Linked DNA regions of Mus musculus: region 1 is linked to region 2. Evidence: chromatin loops called from intact Hi-C (ENCODE). Cell type or tissue: left cerebral cortex. All regions are shown on one strand. Links, peaks and the distances in the headings refer to the core of each region. The heading gives the core; the rest is flanking DNA. Region 1 holds the start of Gm31729 (a long non-coding RNA gene). Region 2 holds the start of Sfmbt2 (Scm-like with four mbt domains 2).

What was found. Peaks named below come from ENCODE experiments on the same cell type or tissue, not always from the same donor. Only the 100,000 strongest peaks of a DNase experiment are listed, where the experiment ranks them.
Region 1: a loop joins it to region 2, with 6 times the contacts of the local background. A loop is called at or near these places in 11 of 42 quality-filtered maps.

The regions. Positions count from the first base shown.
Region 1 is chr2:10,817,833-10,834,027 of GRCm38, reverse strand. Gm31729 (a long non-coding RNA gene) reads right to left here and starts at 8,283. Exons shown (of 5, transcript XR_865970.1): 1 at 8,206-8,283; 2 at 7,718-8,084; 3 at 7,492-7,544; 4 at 7,092-7,369; 5 at 5,706-6,245. In left cerebral cortex, for the core only: a CTCF peak has its summit at 8,290; a DNase peak (open chromatin) is centred at 8,315; H3K4me3 peaks cover 408 bases.
Region 2 is chr2:10,367,865-10,384,059 of GRCm38, reverse strand. Sfmbt2 (Scm-like with four mbt domains 2) reads right to left here and starts at 13,609. Exons shown (of 23, transcript NM_001198808.1): 1 at 13,508-13,609; 2 at 3,825-3,875. In left cerebral cortex, for the core only: CTCF peaks have their summits at 4,996 (motif pointing right), 9,302 and 11,579; DNase peaks (open chromatin) are centred at 10,759, 11,124, 11,604, 12,397 and 4 more places; H3K4me3 peaks cover 3,260 bases.

The sequences.
Region 1 (16,195 bases), core at 4,928-12,927, 450 kb before region 2:
TCTGGACAAGATGTACTCACATGATTTTGAAAATATATTTCACTTTTTATTTATTTATGTATGAGTGTGTGTGTGTGTCCATGTGAGTATATGCCACATATATGCAGGTGGCACATTCTGGCCACAGAGGCCACGGGAGGAAGCTGGATCTTCTGCGGCTGTAGTTAGAGGAGTTTGTGAGCCAAACACCAATGGGTGTTGAGAACCAAACTCTGGTCCTCTGTGCGAGCAACAAGAAACCATCCCTCTAGTCCCACACCTGTAGTTTTGAGAATATATAATAAATGGTGATTCAGAGCTCTTGTGTATTTATTTTAGAAAGTGAGAAACTTCCAGTTGCCTCAGCTAAGGCAACATAGACAATGCCAGGTATGACTCATTCTAGAGCATTCTTTCTCAAAATAGCACAGGACTAACCATCACTGAGTGAAGCAGAGCCAGATACTCTCATCTGTACCCATTGCTGGAACATCATTTTCAATTGACTCACAAGACAACCTGCTTGGTGCAGTATATATGTCTCCTTAGACACCCAGGCTCCCTTAGGTAAAATAAAATTAGACTCATTACATCAACACCAATGGAAACATGATAACAAAAGAGTAGAATACTCAAGACAAACATGTCATGGTGGCTGACATTCATACTTGGCTTCTCAACCTGCTTTAGGTTAGGTCAGCTCTGTCATGTATTATATGGACACCAGCTGAGAGATTATTCTCCAAACTCTATGCTTTGCTTTAGCTTCCTTCACTGCAAACATAGCATCAGAATGTGGGCGCACAGGGAAATAGTGAGGACTCTCTGAAAGTGGCTGTTGCTTTTCACATCTTGAAACTTTTTCACTTACATATCCAGCTCCCTAGATTTAATGTCCTTAGGAAGAGCACTGTACTGGCTAGTTTTGTGTCAACTTGACACAGCTGGAGTTATCACAGAAAAAGGAGCTTCAGTTGAGGAAATGCCTCCATGAGATCCAGCTGTAAGGCATTTCCTCAATTAGTGATCAAGGGGGAAAGGCCCCTTGTGGGTGGGACCATCTCTGGGCTGGTAGTCTTGGTTCTATAAGAGAGCAGGCTGAGCAAGCCATGTGAGGCAAGCCAGTAAGGAACATCCCTCCATGGCCTCTGCATCTGCTCCTGCTTCCTGACCTGCTTGAGTTCCAGTCCTGACTTCCTTGGTGATGAACAGCAGTATGGAAGTGTAAGCTGAATAAACCCTTTCCTCCCCAACTTGCTTCTTGGTCATGATGTTTGTGCAGGAATAGAAACCCTGACTAAAACAAGCACTAATGCCAAAAGAGACAAATTCCACGCTTTTCTCTGCTTCTTCTAAGCAGAGAAAGAACCACAAGTGAGCTACTTCAGATTTGAGGATTTTGAAAGAAACTGAGGTGTAGGTTGAAGGAAGGTAGCTGGTATCAAGTTGAAAAGTTTGCTTGCTTTAGTTCTACTTGGGGTTAACACAAAGACAGTTTCTATATGTAAGTAGACAAGAGGTTTTCTTTCCTCACACTACTGGGGATGGATGATTCTTTGATGCTGAGGGCTGTTCTGTGTGTGGTAGGGAATTTAACAGTATCATTGGCTTCTACCTACTAGATGCAAGGAATGCAGTCCTTCCTCTACCAAAGTTGTGGCAACTCAACATTTTGCCTCTAGAGATTGTCAAATCTCCTTTGAGGACAAAATTGTTCCCAGTTGAAAACCACTGGAGTAGATAGATTATAGACAGAAAGGTTGGCAGAAAGACAGATAGATTGACAGACAGACAGACATGGACAAATGATAAATAGATAGTAGAAGACAGAAAAACATAGATAGTTAGAGATATGAAGGGCGGATGATAGATGATAAATGTAGATGCTGACATAAATGTGTATGGGTATAGGTAAGGGTAATTGATAGGTGGATAAAACTATTCATTTCCTTCTGTGTTTCATCATAGACCCACAATTACCCTTTGAACACACTAACCTGATCATTTTCCTTATATGTTTGCAAGTCATTCCAGAGTCCCTTTTGCTTATCATACAGAATTCAAACTCTCCAGTAGGTACTGCTATCTTTCACAGTTGGTCTCTTTTCACTGCTTATCCATTCTCATCATGTGATATTTTTCTCTCAACCCTTACACATACAGGCATGTACTATACACACACACACACACACACACACACACACATACACATAGGTTTGCCAATAATTTTCAAACACAGCTTGCACCTTTTTTTTTCTACACTTTCATTATTTTTGCTCAATGATCTTATTGCATTATAGCCTAATCTGTAGAACACAAATTACATTTTCAAGGCTTGCCTACAGGTCACCTATCCTGGAAAACCTCTTCAAGCTCCAATATCATCCTCAGGTGCACTTGATCGGTGAAGAGCAGCAGTACTCTGATCCCTCCTTTTGATGGCCCTGATAGCACTCTTCATTAGAGCTCATTGAGGATAGACTTGCCTTCCCTGTAATTAAAGACTGCATTCTGCTTGTGACTGAGCTAACACTGTCCCTGCTGGCTCATAACCGGCATCCCGTGGAGATTTGCTGAATCTAAGAAGATGCACTTTCTCCTGCTTTAAACGTCAGAGCCCTTCTAATTCTTGGAGTTTCCACAGACACTAATTGAGCACCTGCAGTGGGCACACCACCACGCTGATTCAAGCAAGGGCTGTGCAGCTCAATGGGGATAAGACCAATGTGTGAGTAGTCACTGTGCCCCAGTAGATTCAGAACTCGTGTTCTTTGGGAATTCAAAACAGTGTTTTTGAATGGGGGGGGGCAGAGTACATATTTGCTTGGAAGACTAGGAAAGACCATGGGCAGAGTAAAGCAGGGATAACAGGCAACTTTAAAGAGCTGGGGATGGTGGGAAAGCATAGTTCTACCATGGTAGGGAGACATGAGATCGCACTGCCTGGATCTCCAGATCAACTGCATGACTTTGAACAAGTTGAAAATGTCTCTAACCCTTGTTGGATGATAATAGTAATTTTCACCTTTCATTTCGTTTCGCAGTGCAGGGGGTTGAACCCAAGGCCTTATGCTTGCTAGGAAAGTGCTTCTACCATGAAGCTGGATCCCCAGCTGGCAATATTGATCTATATAAATGCAGATAGATACACAGATAGACAAATGTAAATAGGCAGATTATAGGCAGCATACTTACACGGATACATTAATAAATAATATAGATATATAGATAATATAGTGATGATAAGTGGATGATATATATATATAATTAAGAAATAGATTATAGATAGATACATACATACATAATACATACATACCTGTATACATACACTCAAACATATATGGTAGCAATAGACTACATATATATATATATATATATATATATATATATATATATATATATATATATATGTATATATATATATATATACACACATAAATAAATGGTAGAAGGAGATAGATAGATAGATAGATAGATAGATAGATAGAACAGATTTTTTATTGGCGCTTTATAAAGTGAAATAGTACATAAAAATACATCACACATGGGATTCGACATAATGATTACTCAATAAATCATAGACAACATAATTATTTCTATCTGGGATTTCTCTGTTCCCATGTAACCGAAACTTCCATGTGAGTTTAATTTTTTATGCCCAGTGCTCATAACAGATCTTTCAACTCAGTCCTTTTGGCCTATATTAACCACATTCTGAGCCTTCTGTCCAATATTTTGAGAGGCAGGGTCTGCTTACTGATAAAGCTCCTTGTGATAGTCTAAGCTGGGAGAAATGAAAATCATGGTATAAGAGACTTCAGCAATCAACCGATGGATAGCCTTGTGTAAAATTGGATATCAGAAGGCATGACTTCCTGGTGTCTTGTTTGCAGGACAAGGATGACATAGCTGAGGCTGTAAGAGTCTGTCAGGGAGGTGGAGTGAAGGCCCTGAGACCCAAGGGAGGGAGCATGGGCTCTGAGCTCCTATCTGCAGAGCTTGGGGTAGACACCATCTGGATTAGGTAATGGTAACGCTTTCTAGAGGAACAAAAACAATAGAATAAGAAGTTCACATTTTCAGAGTTGGGAGTTTATTAGATTGGCTTATACCACCATCCACTGAGTATTCCAATCCTTTGTATGCTGCAAGGACTGAGAACATTTTAGATACTAAACCAAAAAGCGGGATACCTCAGCAGCTTAACGTCTCAATCTCATGCTGAAAATGTAGAAAATTTCCTGCTAAGGAACTGGTATTCAGGTCACATAGGAAGGCAGAAGACAGGGGACTTTGCCAGCAGAGAATGGCAGCAGCCACACCAGCAGCCAGTTAAGGGTGACGAATTGACTCACTCACTGGGAAGAAGCAGGAACAAGAATGCAGAGAACACTTTTTTCTCAGACCTCCCTATATCTGCGTCACCTGCCGGGAAAGTACTTCCCTGTCTGAAGCAGGAGGACCTTTCCCCTACAATTTGTCCTTTCTGGAAATGTCCTTACAGACACACAGAGATGTCTCTCCTAGTTATGTCCACATCTTAATTCAAGTTTACAACCAAGATTAGCCATTGCATCATACGAACATATCACACAGGACTTTGCATACTAAACCATTTGTGTGTGTGTGTGTATACATTCCATTATACTATATATATGTATGTGTATGATACCATACATACATATTTAATTGCATCATATGTGTATGATCATATATATGTTTCTCAAGATCATACACACTCACACATACACACATATATAGTGCAATGGATTGAATGAAGACCCTATTCTTGAACTGGGGAGACTGCTCCATCATCAGAGTACCTAGGTCAATTCTCCATAGCCCACATTCCAAAGCCTGGCATGGTGACTCACAAATGTAGTGCTAATCCCATAGAAACAAAGACATGTGCATGCTAGGGGCTTGTTAGCCAGCAAACCTAGTGTAATCAGTGAGCTCAGGTGAAGTGAGAAACTCTGACATGGATGAAGTGCCTAAGAGAGGCACCTATATTGGGTAGTTTAACTGTCAACTTGACACAACCTAGAAGTACTTGGGAAGAGGATCATACCAGGAAATCTAGATCAGGTGAGTGTGTTGAGAATGACTCTAGGTGTTGCCTTGATTGTCAATGGATGTAGGAAGATCCAAGATGTAGTGAAATACCATTAGAAAACCAAAGAGATGTAAGGCCAAATGTGTGCTATTGTTATTTTTCTTTAATCTATAATGAATCATTCGTAAATGGGGCATTATGGGATGGCCGAGAAGCCATTGGACCTGGATACACAAACGTCAAGCTGGAGACTGTCTTTGGAGCACATGGAGACACAGCATATTAACCTTGAAGATGAGGCATGGGGTGAACTCACCCTGAAGAGCTTCCCAGCTCCCATATGCAAAGCTTTGTTCCTGTAACTGCTTCAGATATTAAAATGAGGCGCCAATGACTTCCTTCTTGTCTCAAATTTATACATATTTCATGTAGTGGAGATAACTATATTCTAAGAAATCCCACAGAGCAGAGCTGCACAAATGCCCACCGTGAAGTACTGCTGGCACCCACAACACACCAGGCGCTTAACTTCTACTTCAAGCTTTCATGTTCCCATGCGCTTGAAAGGGAACGTTTACTTTGCATTATTTCATGGGGTCCTTTGAAATAGCCTGGATGAAAGTCAGAAAAAAAGTCCTAGGGGTATTTTACCTAGGTTCTAGAACTTTAAGAGATTTGTCCATGATCCTACATCATCTAACCAATTGGGATCCCAGATTTAATCTTAGAACTCTTAGATTCACAGAAGTATATCATTTGAGCTCTGTGTATCATGGTGCCTGTGTTCAGGTTTTCGGAGGAACCAAAGTGAGATGAACGGAAGCTTTTACTAGGTAGTGATGTCAGGCAGAGGAGTTCGTGTATATTCAAGTTCATTAAAAAATAAGCAGCTTCGATCTCCGACAAATCAAACTAGTCATGTGATTAGATTTGGTATTTATTGGCCGTTAGAGTGAGATGTTATTTCATGGATGTTATTATGTGATGTTGCCCTGGTTTCATGGGAAGGGCTAATTTGCAGCATTTAAAGGTAGATTTCTTCCTTCAACCATTGGACATACATTAAGCCAAATAGGTGGTAACAACAGGGCGTAGGACAGACGGGCTACTCCTTGAAAACTCAGATACCTAAGAATGGCAAAGTGAGGGCAAAGTCGACCAGAGACACCATACAAGACGCTGTTTCTTTTGCTGTCTTCTGCTGGGAACACTGGAAAAAAAAAACAGTGTTTAAACGTTTCCAGACATCTTTTGAGAAATGGATTCATCTGCTATTTATGCAATATATCTGGATCCAGCATCTATTACTTTTCATTAAACAGTTGAAAACAAGATGAGTTTATGTTCTAATCGAGGGTGGGATGAGGTCACAAATAAGTAAAAACAAACTATTTCAGCCAGCGAAAAGGGCTATGAAGGAAACAACCAGGGCAAGAAGACAGATAGCAGAGCTGGGAGGAGCTTAGTCAGTAAAGGACCGGAATCTATGTGCACTTATTTAGCATGTGCGATGCCGAGGGTGATCTTCAGTACCATTGAACAGTACCAAATGCAAGAATTCAAGCCTAGTGACCAGTAGTGACAGGCCAGCAATTCCCTCAGGACGAAGCATTGAAGCCGAGTTGTCCCAGGCTTACAGAGAAGTCTAGTTTTTGATGCTTGGGGAAAAGCAGGAATGAAGAAAAAAAAATAGCTTATGCTACGGTGGGGATGAGCGTACAAGCATCCAATAGGAACTAGACTGGACTTGCAAGGAGACACTCAGGCACTGCATTGTGTGTGCAACAGTGTTCAGTTTAAATTACTCACTCGGTATCTGGGGACAGCCCAGTTATACAAATCTGGAGCGTTGGGATGATTTTGGTATTAAAAATATGAGCGTGGAAGTCAACATACAGGCAGCACGGAAGAGACAAAATGTGGAAGGCGAAGAGATCTAGGCAAGAGCTTTGTAGGCACAGACACAAGTAAAACATAGACCACCGAAGCCGGGGCAGTTGATGATGCGGGACAGTAACCAGGAGAATGTGATGCTGCAGATGACAAGGCTACCTACCACGTTGTGAGGGACAGAGATGTTGGGTGTAGATTTTATCACTGAGGTTACTGCAAAGCATTCAAGAACCTCAAAGTGTCAGCTGTGTTCAGCGATTGCTTCCTGTGAACAAATGGGGGTGAACACAGAGAAGGCAGAAAAAGCCAAAAGGCCCTGGGTCTGGCTCTCAGTTTCTCTGTTTGCTAATTGCTTGGCCTGAGACTTCTTTGGGGATGTGGACTCTGAATACATCATCTTGGAAATGCTTTACTCCAGTGAGTTAATCAGGTTCTCCAGAACTGCAAGAGAACAGGACATGGGCGCTTACTATGAGGAGCTGACTCACATGATCATGGAGGTTGAAACTACTCCAAAACAGCAGGCGAGCTGGCCTTCAGGAGACCCTGTGCGGATACTTTACCTTCAGCCCGCTGCCAGCTTGAGACTTGAGGTCAAGAAAGAGCTGGCGTTCCACTAGAAATCAAAGGCAAGGAAAACCTGTGTTCTAGTTTGAGAGCCGCTGTTGGCAAAGGAGTCTGCCTTCCATTAAGAAAAGCTCGCAGTAAAGGAAACTATCTCTGTCCCTGGTCTATTGAGTTAAACATTAGACTCATCTGGAAACAACCCAGCAGTGTTTCACCACATACCTGGGCTCCCACGGTCTAGTTGGTTGATTCCTGAAGAGAGTCAGCCCTCACACACAGCCTTGATGATGTCTTGTTGGGGATGTTTCCGAAAGGCTCTTATAAGATGTATTTCTTAAAAAGATCCCTTGGCCAAGTTCCCTCCACGTAGCAGAGTCCAAAGATTCAAGGATTTAGAGGATATAAACAAGTGGAACAAATACTTTTTCAGAACTAATTTGAACATTATGCGTCGTGTTGCAATTATTGTAGTGAGTGTAAACAGGGGCTAAGCCGTCAGGCGCTTACTGCAGTGTGTGAGGAGCAGTTGTGAGCCACTGGTGGGTGGGGTTGCTTTTGTTTTGGCTGTCTCCTTTCCCCGAGATCAGGTCTGTGAAAGATTATCTTATTTCACCTTTAGGGCAGGGGAAAGAGCTGTACCTCTTGGCTTAGAGGACCGATCTCCTTCGCTGTGCCCCCCCCGATTATCGGCTTTCATTTCGTAAACTCACCTTTCTTGGCACCTAATTCCCTCCGATTCTGTTTGGGTTTTCTTTTCCTCCAAACAAGCACGAGTGCAGATACTCACAGGCGCCGATAGGTGGCAGCAACCTTCTGAAACAATCGCAGAGGTAGCACAACCTTCCACACACTTCCTCAAGCGCTTGAGGCTTGGGGTGCAGCCCAGGACTCTTCTTCTCCAAACGAAAAACGTGATGCTTTCTGGCGCCCTTTAAATATATAGTTTAAAGAAAACTAACACTCACGGAGAAATTCCTACCCTCTTTACTTTCTGATTCATACCCATTCAAACACAGGTTGCAATCTTTACGATTTTACACATGTCGCCTCTCATCAGTTCAGCTTCAAACATAAGGACAGAATGAGGCATTCCGCTACGGCTGCAATCAGTTAAATACAGATACCCAAGTAGACGCATCTTTCCCTGAACTTTAATCAGAGGTAATTGATGTGTAGAGAATGAGAACGAACGTCTTTGCTCGAACACCGATGGCTTCCCCTGATAGGAGCATTGTGTTGCACAGGCTACTGCAGCTGCAGGTTCAGAAACGGCACTTCAGAATGTGCACTTTCACAATAAAAGCAGATAACCCCAGGACTGGGAAGGGGTCTCAGCAACCATGGCTTGTTTGCAACCCGCCTGAGCTTGTAAGCCCTACATTCACTTTAGAAGCCTAGTGCTGTGGCCTAAGTCTGTAATCCAGAACCAGGGAGTGGGCAGAAAAACCCTCAGAGCTGGCCAGGCAGTCTAGCCTGGTGAGCTCCAGGTTAAAGGAGGAACCTTGTCTCAAAAATTATCTATGACTAAGAAAGACACTGGATATCAACCTCTGGCTTCCATTTATACACACTCCCCGGGACACTCAAGCACACATGCACACACATGAACACATACACACCTATAAAAGACATACAAGAATGGGTGCTACTGAAGCTAAGGGTTTTGTCTTTCCTCATTTAATGTTGCCTTCTCCCTAAATATCTCTACAGGCTGCAGGGACTCAACACACTTCAGAAACCTAGATCTAGTCTGGCGAAATAGCCAGCAACCGCCCAAGATGATAGTTTAAGTATTCTAATGACGTGGACTATCCAGAAAAAATAGCATGAAGTGTTTTCTGACAGCCAGACTTTAGGAACACATGCACACACACAAGATACACAGACACACACATATACACACTCACACACATACACATACATTAGTGCTTCTTAGTGGCTTCACCCTGTCACCCTCTTAGGCAAGCACCAAATCAATACAGAGACAAAGCCCTGGATACCGTTCTCTAAGTATTTTGTGTGGATATTTCCTCTAAACGTTTATTTATTTATTTATTTATTTTTATTTTTAAAGATTTATTTACCTTATTTCTATGAGTACACTGTCACTGTCTTCAGACACACCAGAAGAGAGCAGTGGATCCCATTACAGATGATTGTGAGCCACCATGTGGTTGCTGGGAATTGAACTCAGGACCTGGAAGAGCAGTCAGTGCTCTTAATCACTGAGCCATCTCAGCCATGGGTACTGTCCTCTAAGTATTTTGTGTGGATACTTCCTCTGAACATACATTTATTTATTTATTTATTTATTTATTTATTTATTTATTTATTATTTTTTAAAGAAGGCAACATTAAATGTGGAAAGACAAAGCCCTTAGCATCCGTAGCACCCGTTCTTGTATGTCTTTTATAGGTGTGTATGTGTTCATGTGTATGCATGTGTGCTTGAGTGTCCCCGTGAGTGTGTATAATAAAAGCCAGAGGTTGATATCCAGGTTTCTATGAGTACACTGTTCGAGAGAGTATGAAACACACACACATGGTTTCAAATGTTTGTTTGTTTATTTATTTATTTATTTATTTATGTTACATATTTTCCTCAATTACATTTCCAATGCTATCCAAAAAGTCCCCCATACTCTCCCCCCCAACACTTCTCTACCAACTCATTCCCATTTTTTTTGGCCCTGGCGTTCCCCTGTACTGGAGCATATAAAGTTTGCAAGTCCAATGGGCCTCTCTTTCCAGTGATGGCCGACTAGGCCATCTTTTGATACATATGCAGCTAGAGTCAAGAGCTCCGGGGTACTGGTTAGTTCATAATGTTGTTCCACCTATAGGGTTGCAGATCCCTTTAGCTCCTTGGGTACTTTCTCTAGCTCCTCCATTGGGAGCCCTGTGATCCATCCATTAGCTGACTTTGAGCATCCACTTCTGTGTTTGCTAGGCCCCGGCATAGTCTCACAAGAGACAGCTACATCTGGGTCCTTTCGATAAAATCTTGCTAGTGTATGCAATGGTGTCAGCATTTGGAAGCTGATTATAGGGTGGATCCCTGAATATGGCAGTCTCTACATGGTCCATCCTTTCGTCTCAACTCCAAACTTTATCTCTGTAACTCCTTCCATGGATGTTTTGTTCCCACTTCTAAGGAGGGGCATAGTGTCCACACTTCAGTCTTCATTTTTCTTGAGTTTCATGTGTTTAGGAAATTGTATCTTATATCTTGGGTATCCTAGGTTTTGGGCTAATATCCACTTATCAGTGAGTACATATTGTGTGAGTTCCTTTCTGAATGTGTTACCTCACTCAGGATGATGCCCTCCAGGTCCATCCATTTGGCTAGGAATTTCATAAATTCATTCTTTTTAATAGCTGAGTAGTACTGCATTGTGTAGATGTACCACATTTTCTGTATCCATTCCTCTGTTGAGGGTCATTTGGGTTCTTTCCAGCTCTGGCTATTATAAATAAGGCTGCTATGAACGTAGTGGAGCATGTGTCCTTCTTACCAGTTGGGGCATCTTCTGGATATATGCCCAGGAGAGGTATTGCTGGATTCTCCGGTAGTACTATGTCCAATTTTCTGAGGAACCGCCAGACTGATTTCCAGAGTGGTTGTACAAGCCTGCAATCCCACCAACAATGGAGGAGTGTTCCTCTTTCTCCACATCCTCGCCAGCATCTGCTGTCACCTGAATTTTTGATCTTAGCCATTCTGACTGGTGTGAGGTGGAATCTCAGGGTTGTTTCGATTTGCATTTCCCTGATTGAACATTCCCTGTTGAACATTTTTTCAGGTGCTTCTCTGCCATTCCTCAGGTGAGAATTCTTTGTTCAGTTCTGAGCCCCATTTTTTAATGGGGTTATTTGATTTTCTGAAGTCCACCTTCTTGAGTTCTTTATATATGTTGGATATTAGTCCCCTATCTGATTTAGGATAGGTAAAGATCCTTTCCCAATCTGTTGGTGGTCTTTTTGTCTTATTGACGGTGTCTATTGCCTTGCAGAAACTTTGGAGTTTCATTAGGTCCCATTTGTCAATTCTCGATCTTACAGCACAAGCCATTGCTGTTCTATTCAGGAATCTTTCCCCTGTGCCCATATCTTCAAGGGTTTTCCCCAGTTTCTCCTCTATAAGTTTCAGTGTCTCTGGTTTTATGTGAAGCTCCTTGATCCACTTAGATTTGACCTTAGTACAAGGAGATAAGAATGGATCAATTCGCATTCTTCTACATGATAACAACCAGTTGTGCCAGCACCAATTGTTGAAAATGCTGTCTTTCTTCCACTGGATGGTTTTAGCTCCCTTGTCGAAGATCAAGTGACCATAGGTGTGCAAGTTCATTTCTGGGTCTTCAATTCTATTCCATTGGTCTACTTGTCTGTCAGTATACCAGTACCATGCAGTTTTTATCACAATTGCTCTGCAGTAAAGCTTTAGGTCAGGCATGGTGATTCCACCAGAGGTTCTTTTATCCTTGAGAAGAGTTTTTGCTATGCTAGGTTTTTTGTTATTACAGATGAAGTTGCAGATTGCTCCTTCTAATTCGTTGAAGAATTGAGTTGGAATTTTGATGGGGATTGCATTGAATCTGTAGATTGCTTTTGGCAAGATAGCCATTTTTACAATGTTGATCCTGCCAATCCATGAGCATGGGAGATCTTTCCATCTTCTGAGATCTTCTTTAATTTCTTTCTTCAGAGACTTGACGTTTTTATCATACAGATCTTTCACTTCCTTAGTTAGAATCACGTCGAGATATTTTATATTATTTGTGACTATTGAGAAGGGTGTTGTTTCCCTAATTTCTTTCTCAGGCTGTTTATTCTTTGTGTAGAGAAAGGCCATTGACTTGTTTGAGTTTATTTTATATCCAGCTACTTCACCGAAGCTGTTTATCAGGTTTAGGAGTTCTCTGGTGGAATTTTTAGGGTCACTTATATATACTATCATATCATCTGCAAAAAGTGATATTTTGACTTCCTCTTTTCCAATTTGTATCCCCTTGATCTCCTTTTGATGTCGAATTGCTCTGGCTAATAATTCAAGTACTATGTTGAAAAGGTAGCGAGAAACTTGGCAGCCTTGTCTAGTCCCTGATTTTAGTGGGATTGCTTCCAGCTTCTCTCCTTTACTTTGATGTTGGCTACTGGTTTGCTGTAGATTGCTTTTATCATGTTTAGGTATGGGCCTTGAATTCCTGATCTTTCCAAAACTTTTATCATGAATGGGTGTTGGATCTTGTCAAATGCTTTTTCTGCATCTAATGAGATGATCATGTGGTTTTTGTCTTTGAGTTTGTTTATATAATGGATTACATTGATGGATTTTCGTATATTAAACCATCCCTGCATCCCTGGAATAAAACCTACTTGGTCAGGATGGATGATTGCTTTAATGTGTTCTTGGATTCGGTTAGCAAGAATTTTATTGAGGATTTTTGCATTGATATTCATAAGAGAAATTGGTCTGAAGTTCTCTATCTTTGTTGGATCTTTCTGTGGTTTAGGTATCAGAGTAATAGTGGCTTCATAAAATGAGTTGGGTAGAGTACCTTCTACTTCTATTTTGTGAAATAGTTTGTGCAGAACTGGAATTAGATCTTCTTTGAAGGTCTGGTAGAACTCTGCACTAAACTCGTCTGGTCCTGGGCCTTTTTTGGCTGGGAGACTATTAATAACTGCTTCTATTTCTTTAGGGGATATAGGACTGTTTAGAAGGTCAACTTGATCCTGATTCAACTTTGGTACCTGGTATCTGTCCAGAAATTTGTCCATTTCGTCCAGGTTTTCCAGTTTTGTTGAGTATAGCCTTTTGTAGAAGGATCTGATGGTGTTTTGGATTTCTTCAGGATCTGTTGTTATGTCTCCCTTTTCAGTTCTGATTTTGTTAATTAGGATTTTGTCTCTGTGCCCTCTAGTGAGTCTAGCTAAGGGTTTATCTATCTTGTTGATTTTCTCAAAGAACCAACTCCTCTTTTTGTTAATTCTTTGAATAGTTCTTCTTGTTTCCACTTGGTTGATTTCACCCCTGAGTTTGATTATTTCCTGCTGTCTACTCCTCTTGGGTGAATTTGCTTCCTTTTTTTTCTAGAGCTTTTAGATGTGTTGTCAAGCTGCTAGTATGTGCTCTCTCCCGTTTCTTCTTGGAGGCACTCAGAGCTATGAGTTTCCCTCTTAGAAATGCTTTCATTGTGTCCCATAGGTTTGGGTACGTTGTGGCTTCATTTTCATTAAACTCTAAAAAGTCTTTAATTCCTTTCTTTATTCTTTCCTTGACCAAGGTATCATTGAGAAGAGTGTTGTTCAGTTTCCATGTGAATGTTGGCTTTCCATTATTTATGTTGTTGTTGAAGATCAGCCTTAGTCCATGATGGTCTGATAGGATGCATGGGACAATTTCAATGTTTTTGTATCTGTTGAGGCCTGTTTTGTGACCAATTATATGATCAATTTTGGAGAAGGTCCCGTGAGGTGCTGAGAAGAAGGTATATCCTTTTGTTTTAGGATAAAATGTTCTGTAGATATCTGTCAGGTCCATTTGTTTCATAACTTCTGTTAGTTTCACTGTGTCCCTGTTTAGTTTCTGTTTCCATCATCTGTCCATTGATGAAAGTGGTGTGTTGAAGTCTCCCACTATTATTGTGTGAGGTGCAATGTGTGCTTTGAGCTTTACTAAAGTGTCTTTAATGAATGTGGCTGCCCTTGCATTTAGAGCATAGATATTCAGAATTGAGAGTTCCTCTTGGAGGATTTTACCTTTGATGAGTATGAAGTGTCCCTCCTCATCTTTTTTGATAACTTTGGGTTGGAAGTCGATTTTATTCAATATCAGAATGGATACTCCAGCTTGTTTCTTCAGACCATTTGCTTGGAAAATTGTTTTCCAGCCTTTCACTCTGAGGTAGTGCCTGTCTTTTTCCTTGAGATGGGTTTCCTGTAAGCAGCAGAATGTTGGGTCCTGTTTGTGTAGCCAGTCTGTTAGTCTATATCTTTTTATTGGGGAATTGAGTCCATTGATGTTAAGAGATATTAAGGAAAAGTAATTGTTGCTTCCTTTTATTTTTGTTGTTAGAGTTGGCATTCTGTTCTTGTGGCTGTCTTCTTTTTGGATTGTTGAGGGATTACTTTCTTCCTTGTTCTAGGGCGTGATTGCTTGTCCGTCCTTGTATTGCTTCTTTTCTGTTATTATCCTTTGAAGGGCTGGATTCGTGGAAAGATAATGTGTGAATTTGGTTTTGTCGTGGAATACTTTGTTTTCTCCATCTATGGTAATTGAGAGTTTGGCCGGGTATAGTAGCCTGGGCTGGCATTTGTGTTCTCTTAGTGTCTGTATAACATCTGTCCAGGCTCTTCTGGCTTTCATAGTCTCTGGTGAAAAGTCTGGTGTAATTCTGATAGGCCTGTCTTTATATGTTACTTGACCTTTCTCCCTTACTGCTTTTAATATTCTATCTTTATTCAGTGCATTTGTTGTTCTGATTATTATGTGTCGGGAGGAATTTCTTTTCTGGTCCAGTCTATTTGGAGTTCTGTAGGCTTCTTGTATGATTATGGGCATCTCTTTCTTTATGTTTGGGAAGTTTTCTTCTATTATTTTGTTGAAGATATTTGCTGGCCCTTTAAGTTGAAAATCTTCATTCTCATCAACTCCTATTATCCTTAGGTTTGGTCTTCTCATTGTGTCCTGGATTTCCTGGATGTTTTGAGTTAGGATCCTTTTGCATTTTGTATTTCCTTTGATTGTGTGCCGATGTTCTCTATGGAATCTTCAGCACCTGAGATTCTCTCTTCCATTTCTTGTATTCTGTTGCTGATGCTCGCATCTATGGTTCCAGATCTCTTTCCTAGGGTTTCTATCTCCAGCGTTGCCTCGCTTTGGGTTTTCTTTATTGTGTCTACTTCCCTTTTTAGTTCTAGTATGGTTTTGTTCATTTCCATCACCTGTTTGGATATGTTTTCCTGTTTTTCTTTAAGGACTTCTACCTGTTTGGTTGTGTTTTCCTGCTTTTCTTTAAGGGCCTGTAACTCTTTAGCAGTGTTCTCCTGTATTTCTTTAAGTGAGTTATGAAAGTCCTTCTTGATGTCCTCTACCATCATCATGAGAAATGTTTTTAAATCTGGGTCTAGATTTTCGGTTGTATTGGGGTGCCCAGGACTTGGTGGGGTAAGAGTGCTGCGTTCTGATGATGGTGAGTGGTCTTGGTTTCTGTTAGTAGGATTCTTACGTTTGCCTTTCGCCATCTGGTACTCTCTGAAGCTAGCTGTTATAGTTTTCTCTGGTTAGAGCTTGTTCCTCAGGTGACTCTGTTAGCCTCTATAAGCAGACCTGGGAGGCTAGCTCTCTCCTTAGTTTCAGTGGGCAGAGTATTCTCTGCAGGCAAGCTCTCTTCTTGCAGGGAAGGTACCCAGATATCTGGTGTTCGAACCTGCCTCCTGGCAGAAGTTGTGTTCCACTCACCAGAGGTCTTAGGATCCCGTGGGGAATCCTGTGTGGGCCCTTGCGGGTGTCGGGCGACTCTGCTGGCTCAAATGTTTTAATGTATTAAAAGGAATACAATTAAAGAATTCTCTCAAGTGCCCGCTACCTACCTGCAAGTTACCAGGATCGCTTCTAGGTGTGTCCTTCCACGGAAGGAATGCTGGCAAATAGTAGGAGGTATTTGTCCTTGTTTTCTCCTTCTTAAATAAGAA
Region 2 (16,195 bases), core at 4,587-12,586:
GTGACTAGCTGTTCAAAGTTCCTTCCCTTAAATGGTGGACTGTATAACATTGGATTAAAAGACAAATAAAAACCCATTTCTCTCCCTAGGTTGCTTTTTTGTCAGGCAATTTTATCACAGCAACAGGAATGTGACTAGTACAGCCTCCTATGAGAATGAACAAATTTCAACATTCTGATCTGCTGTACTCTGTCTTTAAAAAAAATCATGCCAGGCAGTGGTAGTTCTCGCCTTTAATCCCAGCACTTGGGAGGCAGAGGCAGGCGGATTTCTGAGTTCAAAGCCAGCCTGGTCTACAGAGTGAACTCCTCAGGACAGCCAGGGCTACACAGAGAAACCCTCTCGAAAAAAACAAACAAACAAAGAAAAAAAAATCATTCATTTATCAGCTAGTTAGTTACAAGTTATTTATTTACTATAAAAGAAAGATAAGACTATGAACTACTCAGTTAAATACCACTATAAGTTGAGATTCCCTTTTCTAAAGTTCTTAGGACCAAAAGTGCCTTGTACTTTGGATTTTTTTTTCTCAGAGTTTGGAGGATACAAATACATAACAGGATGATAGAGAGCCAAGTCTCGATATGAAATTTATCGTGTTTCTTACATAAACACTTGATACATGCAGCCTGAAGTTAGTCAATATCAGGGGATTTTTGTTGTTTTAAAAACTGTTGAGTATTCAGCCAAGACTGGTCTGGAACTCACAGGGTCCTAGTGCTGGCTGGCATCTCTGGTAGTGCCTCTATTCCCAGCTTTTTTACAAGGCTGCTAACACTAGGAACCTGAAACAGAACTTCATGGTGTGGACTTTTCCACATGCAGTGCCCCTTTAGTTCTCCAAAGGTTTTCAGTTTCACAGCATTTTGCATTTCAGATTTTTGGATTAGGAAATTTAACCTGCATACAAGAGGATTTGCCATCAGAGTACCAAATTAGGGTTTCTTGTGCCAGGAATCTGCATCCAAGCCACAGAGGATGCAATTTGGACATAGAATCAAGCAGAAGAGATAGATAGATAGATAGATAGATAGATAGATAGATAGATAGATAGATAGATAGATAGAAGAGGAGACAGAAAGAGAGAGAGAAAGAGAGAGAGAAAGGAAGGAAGGAAGGAAGGAAGGAAGGAAGGAAGGAAGGAAGAAAGAAAGAAAGAAAGAAAGAAAGAAAGAAAGAAAGAAAGAAGAGAAGAAGGAGGAGGAGGAGGAGAAGAAGAAGGAAGAGGAGGAGGAGGAGGAGGAGGGAGAAAAGAGGGGAGGAGTAGGGAAGGGAGAAGAGAGGAGAGGGCAATCCCCTTTCAAGAGTTGTGTTTTCTCCTGCTCACAAAAATGTAGAATGTTTCTCTCCCTCACTTGATTAACCTAAAAACTTTTTTTTTGAGACAGGGTCTCACTATGTAGACCAAACTAGCCCAAACTCAGATATCCACCAGCCTCTGCCTCTTGAGTTTTGGGGTTAAAGTTGTGCACCGGCAAGCCTGGCAACAAGGAGAAACTTAAGTTTTACAATTTGCACAGACATGGCTTCCTTGGTTCTGACACATTGCACAAACTCCAAATATGAGATTTCTCATGTTCTACTAATATGCAAAAGAATAGATTACAGAATCATCCCAATGGTTATAAAGTGAGTCTATTAAATGTCTATTACACATTATGCAACTACATAGTAGTTAATTAACGTTAACTAGACAATGACTGCTCAGCCGTAAGAATTCAGCAGGTGGGGACATTTACAAGAGCTTTCAATGCTCTGGATTGCATAGGTACTGTCTAATAGACAGGGTCCAATGTGCTGGCTGATGCTTATAAATTGAGAACTTCAAACCAGACAGATGCTCGGCAACAGCTCCTGGCAGATGACGTCAGCCAAGCTTACAATAAGGAAACATTTCTGGGCCAAGACAGTGCCTGCCATGCAAATAAGAGGGCATGAGTTCGTATCCCCTGTACCCCTGTACCTACATAACAGGCCAGGTCTATAGTCTCAGTACTATGGAGGGGAAGAGGCAGGTCCTCGGAGCTTGGTGGCCAGCAAGAAGAGCTGACCCAGTGTGTTCCTGGGGCAGTGAGAAATCCCATCATTAATGAGAATGAAGTCAAACCACTGACCGCCACATGCATTTCCATACACATGGACACACGTTCACATATCCACACAATAAAATATACATATACCACTCACAACCCACACAGACCATGTAGACACATACACGAAAGCAATTCAAGCAGACAGCCAGAACACTGCAACCAACACCAGCCTTGGGAGCAAGCTCTTTAAAATCTTGATCAGAAAGCAAGTCTGAAGAGCTCCACCATCTGGCTGGGAATTTACACAAGTCTGGGTGCTTCTGTGTGTTTAAGACACAAATTTGCATATACATCCAGTTTTAATAAATCATATCATTGAATGCATGGGAACTTAACTAAGTAAACTGAAAATTTATGCGGAGTAAATACAAAGACCCTAACTGACTTAAGAAAGAACTTAGAAAACATATAGGAATTTACCAAAGACAGATTGTCCTGCCTCATGACACAAGAACATACTGTCATCCACTATCATACCAAAAGCTGATCCTCACAAGGAGAGCAAATACATGGTAATGTTTTGAGTCAGGCCGCATTCATAGCTGTACTTGGCCACGTTCCGCCCATGGGTGGTAGTTCAGACCATCTTGATACACTAGACATAGTGATACCACTTACCAACATGAAATCCTCCACATTTTAACCCTTCCAAGTACTGGGCTGTCAGCTGCAAAACAGACTGTTCTGGAAGCCTTCTCAAATAGGGCAAAAAGGGAATGAAAAAGAATGCACTAGAGTAAAAGAAGGCCTCAATTTTCTCTTCTACGAAATAAGGGAGAAAACCTCTCATTTGCCTGAGATGTAGCTTAGTTTCTGGAGACAGACATCAGAATGAAAAAGAAAAAAGAAAAGAATCAGACATTTTAAGTTCCGCAATAAATTTTCCATTTAGTTACTTACGATATTTGAAGGGAGGGCTCAGGGGATGTCTTTCAGCAAAGTGCCTGCAATGCAAACATGAGGAAGTCCAGCATGATAGCTCCCCCTAGTCATCTCAGAACTCAGGAGGTAGACACAGTGCATCCCTGGGGTTTGTTTGGTTAGCCAGATTAGTTAATCCAGGTCCCAGGACAATGAGAGAGGCTGTCTTAAAAACCAAGGGAAGAGTGCCTGAGACAACTCCCAAAGTTGCCTCTCTCCTCTCTCTCTCTCTCCTTTTCTCTTCCCTCTCCTCTCTTCTCTCTCTCTCTCTCTCTCTCTCTCTCTCTCTCTCTCTCTCTCTCTCTTTCTCTCTCTCTCTCTCTCTCTCTCTCCCTCTCTCCCTCTCCTTCTCCCTCCCTCTCTCCAATGAAGAACTGTAAGCAGTTTCTGTACTGGCTCCCAACTGTAATTCCAGGATGAAGAAAGCTGAAGCAACAAGTCTCCCAAGAGTTCAAGGCCAGCAGCCTATGCCACAGAATGAGATCTTGTCTCAAAAAAAAAAAAAAAAAAAAAGGAATACTACAACAGAATAGAACCATGGCTGGCAAACAGCAGATATTTAAATATGCAGCTGTTCCATTAAGAACATTTTTGAACAACCATATTAACCCATGACACTCACAAACTCATCTCCAGCTCCTCAGAGATGGATGCTCTCTGTCAAAGGGACCTGGTGCTCACTTCAAATAGGCTTAATAAGAGACTCTGCTGGAACTTGAACTTGGAATTCCAGACTCCAGTAACATGATTCAGTGCATGTATTAGTTTTGATCAAATGTGAGGAAAAGAAAGTAAAATGACTACACTTACCAGGGGTCTGAGAAGGCACAGCCTGATATCTCTTTTTCTCAGGGAATAAAACTGTAGGGGGAAAAAAACTCTCAGAATAAAAACAAGCCTATCTTAAGTAAAAGGAGATTTTAACAATGATCATTTTAACAATGCAGAAGGCACGCTGATAACCACTATCACAATCTGCCTTTCTGGTGTTTCACGGGAATCTTCCAGAGCCCCTAATTTCCCCTCCCCCAATAAGATTACTGGATGTGTGTTGAACTAATACAGCACACTAAAGAAAAAGTTGGGCCAAAAGCAGATAAGAAGAAAGGAAGGACGGAAGGAAGAACAGAAAGAGAAAAAGACAGAAGGAAGGAAGGAGAGAGAGGGAGAAAGGGAGGGAAGAAAGCTGATTTAAGAATAGGCTTTATAAAGGATACACACACAAACACACACACACATGTGTGTGTGCTTAAGAGTGAAAAAATAATGATAAACAAAATAAATAAACGTCCTATGATCTTTAAGCCCCATCCCTTCCCACTGGAAATCTCCAGGCCACCCTCCTCCACTACACTAACAACACAAAATTTGCTCTGGCTTATAAGGGTTCTAACAATTTACAAATTATTTTACAAATGATCTACCAAAAAATTCTATTTTAAACTATTTTTTCCCAGAAAGTCAGAAAAACACGACGTATTCTTTCTTTCACCAGTGTGTAAAAATTGCATAGTACTTAAGAAAAGCCACTAGTGTTGTCATGGTTTGTACATGAACCGACCCCCCTCCTCATGAGGGGAAGGCTCATATATTCAATATGAGGGGGAGGTTCATATATTCAAAGGTTGATTCTCAACTGGTGGGGCTATTTGGAAAGGCTCTGGAAACAGGTCAGACAAGGCTTAATAAGAGAATTAGATCGCTGGGGTCACATTCTTGGGAGCTGTCTCTTGTCTTGCCTCCTTCCTCTGGGTACCATGTATCATATATATGATGAGGTGTTCAGACTCAGCACCATACACCCACTACCATGATGTTTTGTCCAACCACAAACCCCAAAACAAGAGTCGAGGGCTTTAGATACAAAGATTTGAAATAATGAACTGAAAGATATCTTTCTCCCTGTAGGTCAGGGTTTTTTTTCTAAGAATTATTATTTATTTTATGTATGTGAGTATACAGCCACTCTCTTCAGACACCAGTAGAGGGCATCGGATCCCATTACAGATGGTTATGAGTCACCATGTGGTTGCTGGGAATTGAATTCAGGACCTCTGGAAGAAGTAAGTGTTGGCTATGTGAAAATCAGTATAAATGGGAAGGTTAATATATTGTCTGTTAGCCGGGCATGGTGGCGCACGCCTTTAATCCCAGCACTCAGGAGGCAGAGGCAGAGGCAGGCAGATTTTTGAGTTCAAGGCCAGCCTGGTCTACAAGTGAGTTCCAGGACAGCCAGAGCTACACAGAGAAACCCTGTCTCGAAAAAAAACAAAACAAAACAAAGTATATTGTGTGTTGTAAAGAGAGGCTCAGGATAGAACTTTGAGCTTAGCAGGGAGTGTGGGGTAGGCACACTGTCAGGTCAACTTTCTTCTGAAAAGATGCTGTCCTCTCTCTGTCCAGCCAATAAGTTATGGGAGAGCAGTGAGTTAAAAGAGATATAACATCACTATACATTATAGTTACGCACTAAGGAAGATATGAGGTCCGCATTAATCAGACTTTTCATCACTGAGTTAAATACCTAACATACAGGGCTGGAGAGATGGCTCAGCAGTGAAGAGTACTAACTGCTCTTCCGGAGGTCCTGAGTTCAATTCCCAGCAACCACATGGTGGATCACAACCATCTGTAATGGGATCTGATGCCCTCTTCTGGTGTGTCTGAAGACAGCCACAGTGTACTCACATACATTAAATGAATAAATAAATAAATAAATAAATAAATAAATAAATAAATAAATAATCTAAAAAGCAATGCCCTGATCTTATAAAGGATCTACAGCCCAGTGGCCAGGACTGAAGATAGAAAGTTTTGAGTCTTCCAGTAAATAGAGGATACTTTCTCACTGGCTACCAGTATGCCCTAGTCACCAAGATACAATGCAGACATTAGCCAAGGCAGTCTTAATACCTCCACCAGGTCTGGAAGAGGGGCATGCAGTGCTTTCTGGGAAGGTCCATTTTATACCTAGCAACGAGTACACTCAAATCAACCCAGGCATTAATTTCTTCATGAGCTGCATTCAAAGAAGCCTCACAAAGCCCGGTCTGAACATTACTTCTCTGAGCAGAAATCAAAGCAAGGCCTCATGTGGCTCTCATACCACTCAACAATAAACAGCACTCACTCTGCCCAGTGACCTACAACTCACCAGCTGCTCTCAGACCTAAGGCCAGTTGTGTTTTACTACACTTTGGGGACGTGAGGCTCAAGCATAGTTTGAGCATGTTAGCACAGAGTGTGTCAGGTCACAGCCTTTGTCTCTTTGTTCCTGGTCCCTCATGGTAACCTGGTCATCACTGAGTCAGTCTCCAGTCTGATGCCCTTTTGTTAACAAGAAGGCTCAAACTCAGTAACTATATTCATCCCAGGTCACACAGCTCAACAGAGCCATCAATCTCTGAAACTAGAGGCCACACGTCCCAACTTTTTCTTCTCCCCTCCTATCAACAATTTTCCTTATATACAGAGGCAGACATTCCTGAGTTATCAAACTGAATACACAGGATACACTTCCAGTTTGTGGCAGAACATATAATTTCCCCTAAGTTTTCTTGCAATTATAGATCAGAGATACCGAGTCAATACTAAAGCAATATGGGTGTGAGATTTGGGGATGGGGCATACACTGTATTCTGAGTTACATTTTCAGTATCGTTCTGGTCCTTTATGAGCTTCTGCTTTGTAACAAGATGAACGCCCTTTTGAGCCCTGGAGTATTACATAAACACAAAAGTTCCAAATCCTGAAATACAGAGAGAAAATTTTATCCAAACTGGAGGGTATTTAGACCCAACTGTAGACCTTCTTTGTTCAAAACAAATTTTTTAAGAAGGCAGAACTCTTCCGACATCTGCACACAAAGTTGTAGACTTAAATGTGAGCCCCAGAAGGTCTGAGTTTTGATGTATGGATTTACATTCAGTTACCTTGGTTTTTGTTGTTGTCGTTGTTTTGTTGTTGTTGTTGTTGTTTTGTCTTTTTTTTTTTCCAGAGCTGAGGACCAAACCCAGGGCCTTGCGCTTGCTTGCTAGGCAAGCACTCTATCACTGAGCTTAAATCCCCAATCCCATGGATTTACATTCAAAACCTAATTATATTAAGAAAAATGGAATCGCATGTATTTAGGTTCAGCTCATAGCAATGTTAACACTTCTTGTTCCTTCCCAGAGTTCTTTGGGGGTATTATTGCTATGAAGAAAAACAACAAAAAGTCACCTCAGCTAGAGTGGGCAGGAAAGTAATTTGATGAACATACTCAGCAAAGCTTTTGATTAGAAAAAAAGAAAGAAAGAAAGAAAGAAAGAAAGAAAGAAAGAAAGAAAGAAAGAAAGAAAGAAAGAAAGAAAGAAAGAAAGGGGTCTTGGAATCTCTGGGGTTTTGTTTTCTTGTATCAAGAATCATGGAACTAGTTATTTATGCCTATAAAAGGCCATCGTTTTTTAATATGGTCTATAATATCTCTCAGCCAAACTGTGTGGGGCTCATGGTCTAAGCACCCTAAATTTGTCACATAAACAGGTCTAGGTTACTATTTACAGAGCAATAGTTGGTTGCTGCTGTTTTTCTAAGATGCAGACTGCCCAGTTGCCATCCCTACACACTGTGCTTGACACTGGCCTAGGAATAAGTCTTGCCCACAGCAGAAGGAGCTTGTACAAAGGACTTATGAAATGTGTACATTTTTCCTGCCCCTTGAAGTTAGGTGAATTGGTAGGTTCTCAAAGGAAAGCTAAGTTATAAAGATCTAAAGGGCATTCTTTTTAATGGCTTGAAGGGGCCCAAGGAATGCAAATTCAATACTCAGTTGGGAGTAAGTCACAGATGTTTGTCTTAAAGACAGCCTGGCCAACAATTCCTTTAAAACACCAAAGCCTCTCTCCCTGTTTCCCACTACCTAACAGCTCAACTACCATCTCCCCAGAAAAGAAGCTAGCCCCCTTTTCCCCCCTCAATGCCTGCTAGAACTTCAATCCATTCATTTGGTAGTCAGGCCAGCTCTTTTGACTATGGTACCAGGATGGAGAGATGAGAGTGGCAGGCACTGACCATGGTTTACAATCTAAGATCAGTGGGCACTGATCCAAAGTAGCTTCCCTAACCAAGGGCCAAGAAAGAGCTTCCCTTCCCCGTTGGCATCTACAGGTTGGGTGTCCCAAACCGCGCGGTGGCCAGGCACATGGGAAAAATAGGGAGCTAACAGAGTGAACTAGAAGTCCAGGAACTGAGCCAAAGGTGCACGAATGTCCCTAGCCGCTCCTTCCTGGAATCCTACCTCATCCATCCAACTCCTCAATATCCCTAAAACTCCACAAGAGAAACTCAAGAGTTTGGGCACTCTCCCGAAACCAGACTTTCCTGGCGTTGACTCTGAACTCCTGGATGCGGCACTGACATCAAGGAGGAGCCCTCACAGGGCTTCTGAGATCTCCCTTTGATTTAATGCGCAAAGGTACTACACTCCAAGTGCCCCAAATCCCCTCTGTGTAGCGATGGTCGCTTGCACTCAGCTCCTCCTCTTCCCACCGCTCCCAATGGAAAAAATAAAAAATAAAAGGGGGAACACTTGGGCCCTGCGACAATCCTCTGGAATATTCCTTGGAATTAACTGGATCCTCGCTTCCATGGGCCGACCCAATGCAAAATTGTAGATTTCGAAGCCTTCAGATGAGCTGTGCCTTCGTCAGCGGAGGAAGAGGGGAGGGAACCATGGTTGAAATTGCAGTTTACAAACACAGAACCATTTTGTGTTTGTCCCCACCTCAACAGAACCCACGGCTGTTCCCCGAGGACGTGCCTACGCGCAGGCTGGGAGTGCCGGGAACGCGCCGCGCGCTCCGCTTGGGAAGACGAAATGCATCCTGTCCCGCCAGCCAGCAATCGCTCAGGTCTCCCTGCGGTCTGTAATTCCTATCTTCCATCCACCCGACACCGTGAGCAGACTGGACCCCCGGACTTTGCAGAGTCTGAGTGACCCAATAGAATCACCCTCTGGCTTCTTGAAACTGCCGAGTGACCACGTTGTCGCAGTAACTACAGACCTGGCCGGTGCCTTTTTTAAAAATGCCTTCCCGACCTCGCCCCTTGCGCTTTCACAGTCGCTGGCGGAGTAAATTCCTCCCAGAGGAGCCCTCACCAGAGACCACAAGCGACTGGCGCGTGACTAACGCCCACTCTCCTAGGGTCTTTTCTGCTGGACCCGCGGCTCTACCCTACTCCTTTGCTGCGTCGTGGACACGGGCGACCCCTGTCGGGGACCCTGTCCCTAGTTAGGCTACTACAATCTTGCTTTGAGTGCCTTTTTTTCCAGGTCCAGGTTAGCTGGCTTTCCTAAGAACCCCCAGAGTGACTCCAATTTTTCTGTCTGAATTCCACTTCAAGACCTCCCCATACGCACCCAGACCCTAGATGCAAACTGTTCCCTAGCGCTCCAAGACTACATCCTAGCTCCGATGGAGGGCGCCACTCACAGCAGTCCAGTGGGTGGCCAAACTGGGCAAGGGACAATTCCTTCCTAAAATGCACTCCCCAGCCCTCACCTTGCTTAGAACGGGAAAATCGAAAGTGACCTGGCAACTCTAAGGCTTGACCTTGTTTGCCTTTTCCTGGGAGGTCTGCACTTCCCCCACTAGGCCCCCTACCACTCACCTTTGCGGAGAGTGCAGCAAAACAAGGGCCAATCACTAAATGTGCCTCAGACCTAATCTCGCCAGCACACAAAATCCCATTGGCTGCACGCAGCCCTCCCGATTGAACCGAGTACCCTGGACAGTTAGTCTCTTTAATAATAATAATAAGCACCTACTCGCTCCGCCCATTCCACGCAGGATTCAACGCTGAGGAAGAAAGAAAACACGTCCCCTAGAAAAGGGAAATTAATCATTCCCTCTGCCCTCGTGGATGATGCACCTCGTGTCAGCAGTTTGTCACGTCAGATCGTGGCAGAGTCTGGTTCCGAGACTCGTACGCACGTTGGCGTGGGGGAGGGGGCTTCTTTAAACACACCCTAGCGACCGACTGCACGTGCAGAGTTTGTACACGACCCCACAAGCACACACACCAGGCAGTTGCGCTTGGATACCCTCGTTCTGGCCCGAGGCAACCCTCCACCCTAGATCCTCTAGCAATGGACTTCGTACAGATAAACCACGGAAAAAACTGGAATACCTCGCCCCACCTCTTTTTTCCTATTTAATTCGCTAAAGCAGCTCCTGGAGTAACCAAAGAGAGTAGAAACTAAGGCGTGGCCACTTCAGTTGGGTTTTTTCCCACCTCAAAACCTTTATTTTCAGTTTTTAAAAGCCACCTTAGCCCGCCATATTGGAACTGGCACGGTGTCTAAAGACTCCTTCCCCGCTGCTGTAGCGCTTCCAAGAAAACACAAGTATTGACTGGGCTGGGGACCTGTGTCCGGCCACAGAAAACCAATCGCTTCCCACCCCTCAAATGTTCTCCCTTTCCCAGCCTAATCCCGTTCAGCCGCTCCAGGTAAAAATTTAAAAAAAAAAAAAAAACAACACATCCAGCAGTTCCTGCCGTTGCTTTTTTTTTTTAAAGAGGATTTCACCAAGACACACGCACATAAAAATAAATAAATAAACTCCAGAGCTCGATCCTGTTAGACATTCTGAAAAGGGGCAGGATGAGTGTACACAAGAAAGCCCCAAGTGACAGGATATTACTTCAAAGGGTGATAAAAATGAACAAAAAGGTCGTCCTTGCTAGAGCTCGCTCCGAAACTACTATTGACAATTTCAATTCCGCTGCACAAGGCAAATGTTTCCAATCCGGCGATTCCAAACGTCTGCGCGATTTTTGGGAACAGCCCCTACCCCACCCTTGCTGCTTTCCAATTCTCTCCACGCCATCACTTTCCTCTCTACAACCTCCTAGCCCCCCCCCCCCCCCAATGCACACCAAAAGAGGGAGACCCCGGCTCCGAGGAGACGCGGGAACCCGGGGTAGGTGGCAGAGGAGGCTGCGCCGCTAAAGCGAGTGCATAAACGAGGAAGGTGGGCGGCGGGGAGGGAACAGACTGCACCCGGAGGAGGACGAGGTCACTTTGCAACTCCGGACAGACTCCCGCAAGGCCTGGCTTTTCAGAGCCGGGAGTCGGGGGGAAGGGGGTGGGGAATGAGAAAAAATGACAACCCAGAGCGCAGAGAGGAGTTAGAGGCTTCGCTCAAGTGCTTCTCATTTCCTCTCCAGCCTCTGCGCTTCGGTTTTTCTCCTCCTTCCTCCCCAACCCCCCGCCTCCCCCCTCCACCCAGACTGGCTCGAGCTTCCTTCTTTAAAAAAAAAAAACTAAACTGGGAAAAAAAAAAAAAAAAAAAAAAAGACGCCTTTCGGCACACTCAACCTGCGGGCCAGAGATCTGCTCGCGGGCCGGGTTGGACGAGGGGACCGTGTCTGGGGCGGCGTCCTACCTGATTAAGTTTGTCCTGCCAGGAATGGTGGAACCTGGCCCCCGGGGGCGACCGGAGTGGGCGCGGGTCCGGCTCACCCGCCCTCTCTTGCTCGCTCGCTCTCTACCCGCCGCCTCCCTAGCGCGCCCGCTCGGGTCCTCCAGCTCCCACTACAGCCTCATTCCAATATGGCATCCTCTCTATGCGCATGCCCGGCACTCTTTTTTAAGATTTCTCTCTTTCTCTGTAGAGCGAACTCCTTCAACGACCTTTTTCCAATGCTCGCAAAATGTCTCGAGCCAATTAGCCTGCTCTTCGTGGTAGACTCCTTCTCCCGCCCACAAGGTGACACTCTCCCCCCGCCCACCGCCCCCCCCCGCCTCCCCCCGCCTCTCCCCCCTCCCCCCGCCCAGGCATAGGTAGACACCTCCCCCAGTGAGCACGGACCTCGCCACGAGGACCCCTGGGGCGGTTCCCTTCCCTCCTTTCCTTCAACTCCCTCCACAAGTGATCCGTAGAAAGTTCACACCGCAAGCGTACCCGAACACCCATTTGCCCCGACAACTGGACTCACACCCCAATTTCTCAGCTGTTGTTTGTTTTCTAGGTTTGCAATCCCCTGGTCTACCTAGAGCATAATCTCGTGCTTTACCCGTCCAAGAGTTTTTGAAGTGAGGAGAATGGGGGACCCTAAAAACAAAATCGAAGGTCCCGTCTGGTCTACCCCACCCTGTACTTTAATTGTGCTTTTATATGAAGACTCTCAAAAAAAAAAAAATCTGTTCTTGGGGGAGAGAAGAAGAGGTTTTCTTTGGGCCCGTACCACACCCAAAAATGCTGGGAGTTAAGTTTGGACTGCCGGGGATCTACCAGCTGCAATCTACAGGAATGCGAGTGACGAAGCTCGCTGGGCTTCTGGTGGGACACCTGGCCAGGACAGGTTCCCGTAGGGTGGGGTTTCCCTGGCCCATATCAAGAAAAACCAGGTCCTTCATGATCTATAGGAATGGAGCGGAAGATCCGCCCAATCTGATCTGCGGGGTCTACCCGCACTTTTTCACGGGCGTGGCGCAAGGGCTAATGAGCTTCCCGGGCCTTGGGCGCAATGGTGGTACGGAACACAAACGAAATGTCCCCTATACAGAAAAGCTGGAGATGCCCAGGTAGACAAAACTCACCGTTTATGAAGCTGGGAAGCAGTAGAGCGAATATAGAGCTGGTTCTATCGACTAGGAAACAGAAGACACAATTGCTCAAGGTCTTTGCCTTTACAACCCCGACTTCAAAAAAAAAAAAAAATCTTCCACTCCGTAGTCTTCTATTGCCCACCTATCCCTTACACCACTCTCCGAAAAAACAACTACATACTGAGATTTTTAGTCACCCTCCCTGATCCTAACATCCCAGCGAAATTCCCACACGTGGTTCCCTAGGGAGTGGTGAGGGCTAGGAACCGCCAATAGAGTGACGGGGCCAGAGGCTAACTTTGCGCGGGAGACATCACCAACTATGAGGCTTTAGGTCATCTGGAAGAATCTAGAAGGGAGAAGCGCAGAAATGGCTCTCGCCATTATTGGGCCTCAGGGGTGGGGGGTGGGAGGGAATGGTGGGCGAAAGTCAGAGATTCGGAAAGCGTGGTGGAAGTTACAAAAGACTGAGCCCTGCCAGTCTGAGAATATTTCCTTCACATTTTAGAGAATTCTTTAGCTCTAAAGCGTCTCGCCTTGCCCATACACCTCCGTTTAGTACAGAGCCATCTAAGACCCTGAAGGCCCCAGTCATTCGCTTATCAGTATTCTCTGAGGTTCACACTTTTATCACCCGCCGGAGTTTGCCACTCCCGAAGCTAGCTTCCCGGTGTCCAACTCTTAGGAACACCAATGTATTTTTTGAGCTCATCATCCTTAAGGTCGGAGACTCCTGACGGCAGAAACTTCTCAAAAATAAATTAATCCCGTCCCTGAACATTATTCATCCCATCTACACCCGCAACTGCTTCTTTTATTAACCCAAGGTGGTCTCAGGTGAAGAATCCGAGGATTCCAGAGTGTATGTCCAGGTTTAGGTCTCAAAGTCCCAACTTACCTCTTCTCACTCCTTCAACTCGCAGCTGATCCTTCAGAAAGAGGTGGGAAAGAGGCTCAAAGTCACCTTTAGAGGCTTAGACCCACAAGACCCAACCTGCGCTTCCGTCCAGGGGAGTGGTCAGGGTCCTGTCCTTCCCCCTTCCCTCCCTCCTCCCCCCAATAACCAAGCGCAAAGCACTCTTAGACCGGAATAGCTCTCAACTCACACTAGGTTGTCCAACCCAACTCTCCAAAGCCTCAGGTTGTGGTTGCGTTGGACGCCTTAGGCAGCAGAACTCCTTTGTGCGTCCTAGACCGCCCACCTAGCTCCCAGCTTCCCTACCAGGACTTCCGGGCAGCTCCCCTTTGGAAGGAAATAGAATTTTATCAGTCCACCAGCCACGAGGCTTGAGTTGTAACCTACCAACGCGGTAAGGGTTGCGGGTCTATTTCCTGGTTTAAAGTTACGATTGCCCACTGAACGTTGTTCCATCAAAATTTTTAAACACACACCTGATTATCTTACCTGATTCGACAAAGTAATTAAGCAATCTCTATATGGTTGATATTCAGACCCACATTATGTAATTCTGCCCAAGGATCTATAGCAAATGGCGCGGAGTTCCACCCACCCATTCATTCATTCATTCATTTGTGTATTTATCTATCTACCTGTCATGATTAAGAAATAAAAAACATTGCGCTGTCACTGCACGTAGTGGCCGCACTGTTTACACAAATTACTCCAATGATGTCTACAGCAAACGGTCTCCAAGTTCAATATCCTTTACTTTTAATTCACTCTTGGCACATGGCTTTTCTTATGTCCTTTGGCTTTTCTTTGTGATCGTTGCTCCTGCTGCTGTTGTTGTTTTGTTTTTTGTTTCTTTTTAACCCACCTCCCACTTTTATCCCAGGGCACCCAAAAGGCAATGAAAAGTGGCTAGCAGGTTCCCTCCGAAGTTAAAGGTACTCCTTCGTCCCGTTCCAATGCCGTCTAATTTCCACTTTCATTTCACAACCAGACCCTTTAGGGATGTGTGACTCCAAATGCGGGACCCACTCCAAATCAATAAAACAGTAACCACTGCCAAGAAATAAAGAAGTAGAGAAAGCAGAGACTGCCTTTCCAAAGACAAAATGCACTCCAACTCAGGAGAAGTCATGTTCAGTCTCACGATTAATAGTACTAAGTGATTCACTAAAAAATAATTAACACTTTCTGAAAAATCTCCCTTCAAATAAGTCTCTGATAGCACTGACTATATATGCTCTTGCATTCCTAAATTCTGGCTAAGCCATTCATTTCACCACTGTGTTAAAAAGTAATTAAATTAGTTTTGTTAACTGTAAGATATGTATATGCTCTTCCATTTCTCTAATGTCACAGAAAAAAATTAGAAAAGTTCACAGAGGAAAAGTTTCTCCTTTATATTCTGTAAATTCCTAAGAATCATGTCATGAGAACTTACAAGGTTAAAAAAAAAAACTGTGTGTTTATATTTATATTAGAGGCATGTAGTGGTTTAAATCTTGTTGCGTTATAAGTAATAAATAAGTGTTGTGTATTTGTTGAGCCGCATGTAGTCATTTTTTTTTACATGCTCATTTCCTTCAAAAGCAAGGAAGAATCCACTTTCCACAGACTCTTTGTATCTAAATATTTCTTAAAGATGCAGGTCATGGAAGCTTACATACAAGCAGGAGAGCTAACAGCCAAAACCAATATTTGACAAATGTGTGCAATCTTCTCTTTCCAAGGACCTTTACCCCAAAACTTGTTTCCTCTTAGACCACATAAGAGAACACTCTATTAGCCTTCTAACTCACCAAGTCTACATTCTCTCCTCTTCTCTCTCTCTCTCTCTCTCTCTCTCTCTCTCTCTCTCTCTCTCTCTCTCTCTCTCTCTCTCTTTCTCTCTCTCTCTCTCTCTCTCCTTTTTCAGTCCTTTGTCAACATTACAGTTCTTGGCCAAAGTACTAGGAATCAAGAGACCTTGGTCCCTGCTTTATCATTACTTATCTGTGTTACCTCTGGGAGTCCAGCGGCTTCTCTCTCTAACTGCGTTTCCCCCTGTAGTTAAAATAAACACACCGGGTTAGGGTTGGATGTTCCTAAAAGTCTTTTATGACTCCAAAGATTATCTAGTGGTCTGCTTTACCCCATAGCCACAAATTGCTTTCTGTAATATTCTGACACTATCACTACCAGTTCCACACAGTTGGGCAAAGCATAAACTCCGGGGCCACAGAAAGAGAGAAAAGAAAAATCAAGTGAACAGATCTATAGGCTCTTCTTCACCTGACTATCCTGGGAAGTTATTCTTTGGATCATATGTCTTTCTTTCTGGACTTCCCTCCTATTGTTACCATGACTGTGTAAGTTTTACCTTGCCTCTAGCATGTCCAGGGGTGAGGTGAGAGTACCAGTCATGAAGGTGATTTTTGAAAAATACCTGGAGACAGAGAGCATCCTCACATAGATAAAGAATTATTAATGCATTCATTATAGTGATGTCCACAAAATATAACCACCTCATATATTTGCATATAATCTCATATATTTGTAGAAATTTTAGAGATTCCTTACTGCTATGGCTACTTGTGTGATTTCAAGACATTTCTGAACCGGGTATGGTGGCGCACACCTTTAATCCCAGCACTCCGGAGGCAGAGACAGGCGGATTTCTGAGTTTGAGGCCAGCCT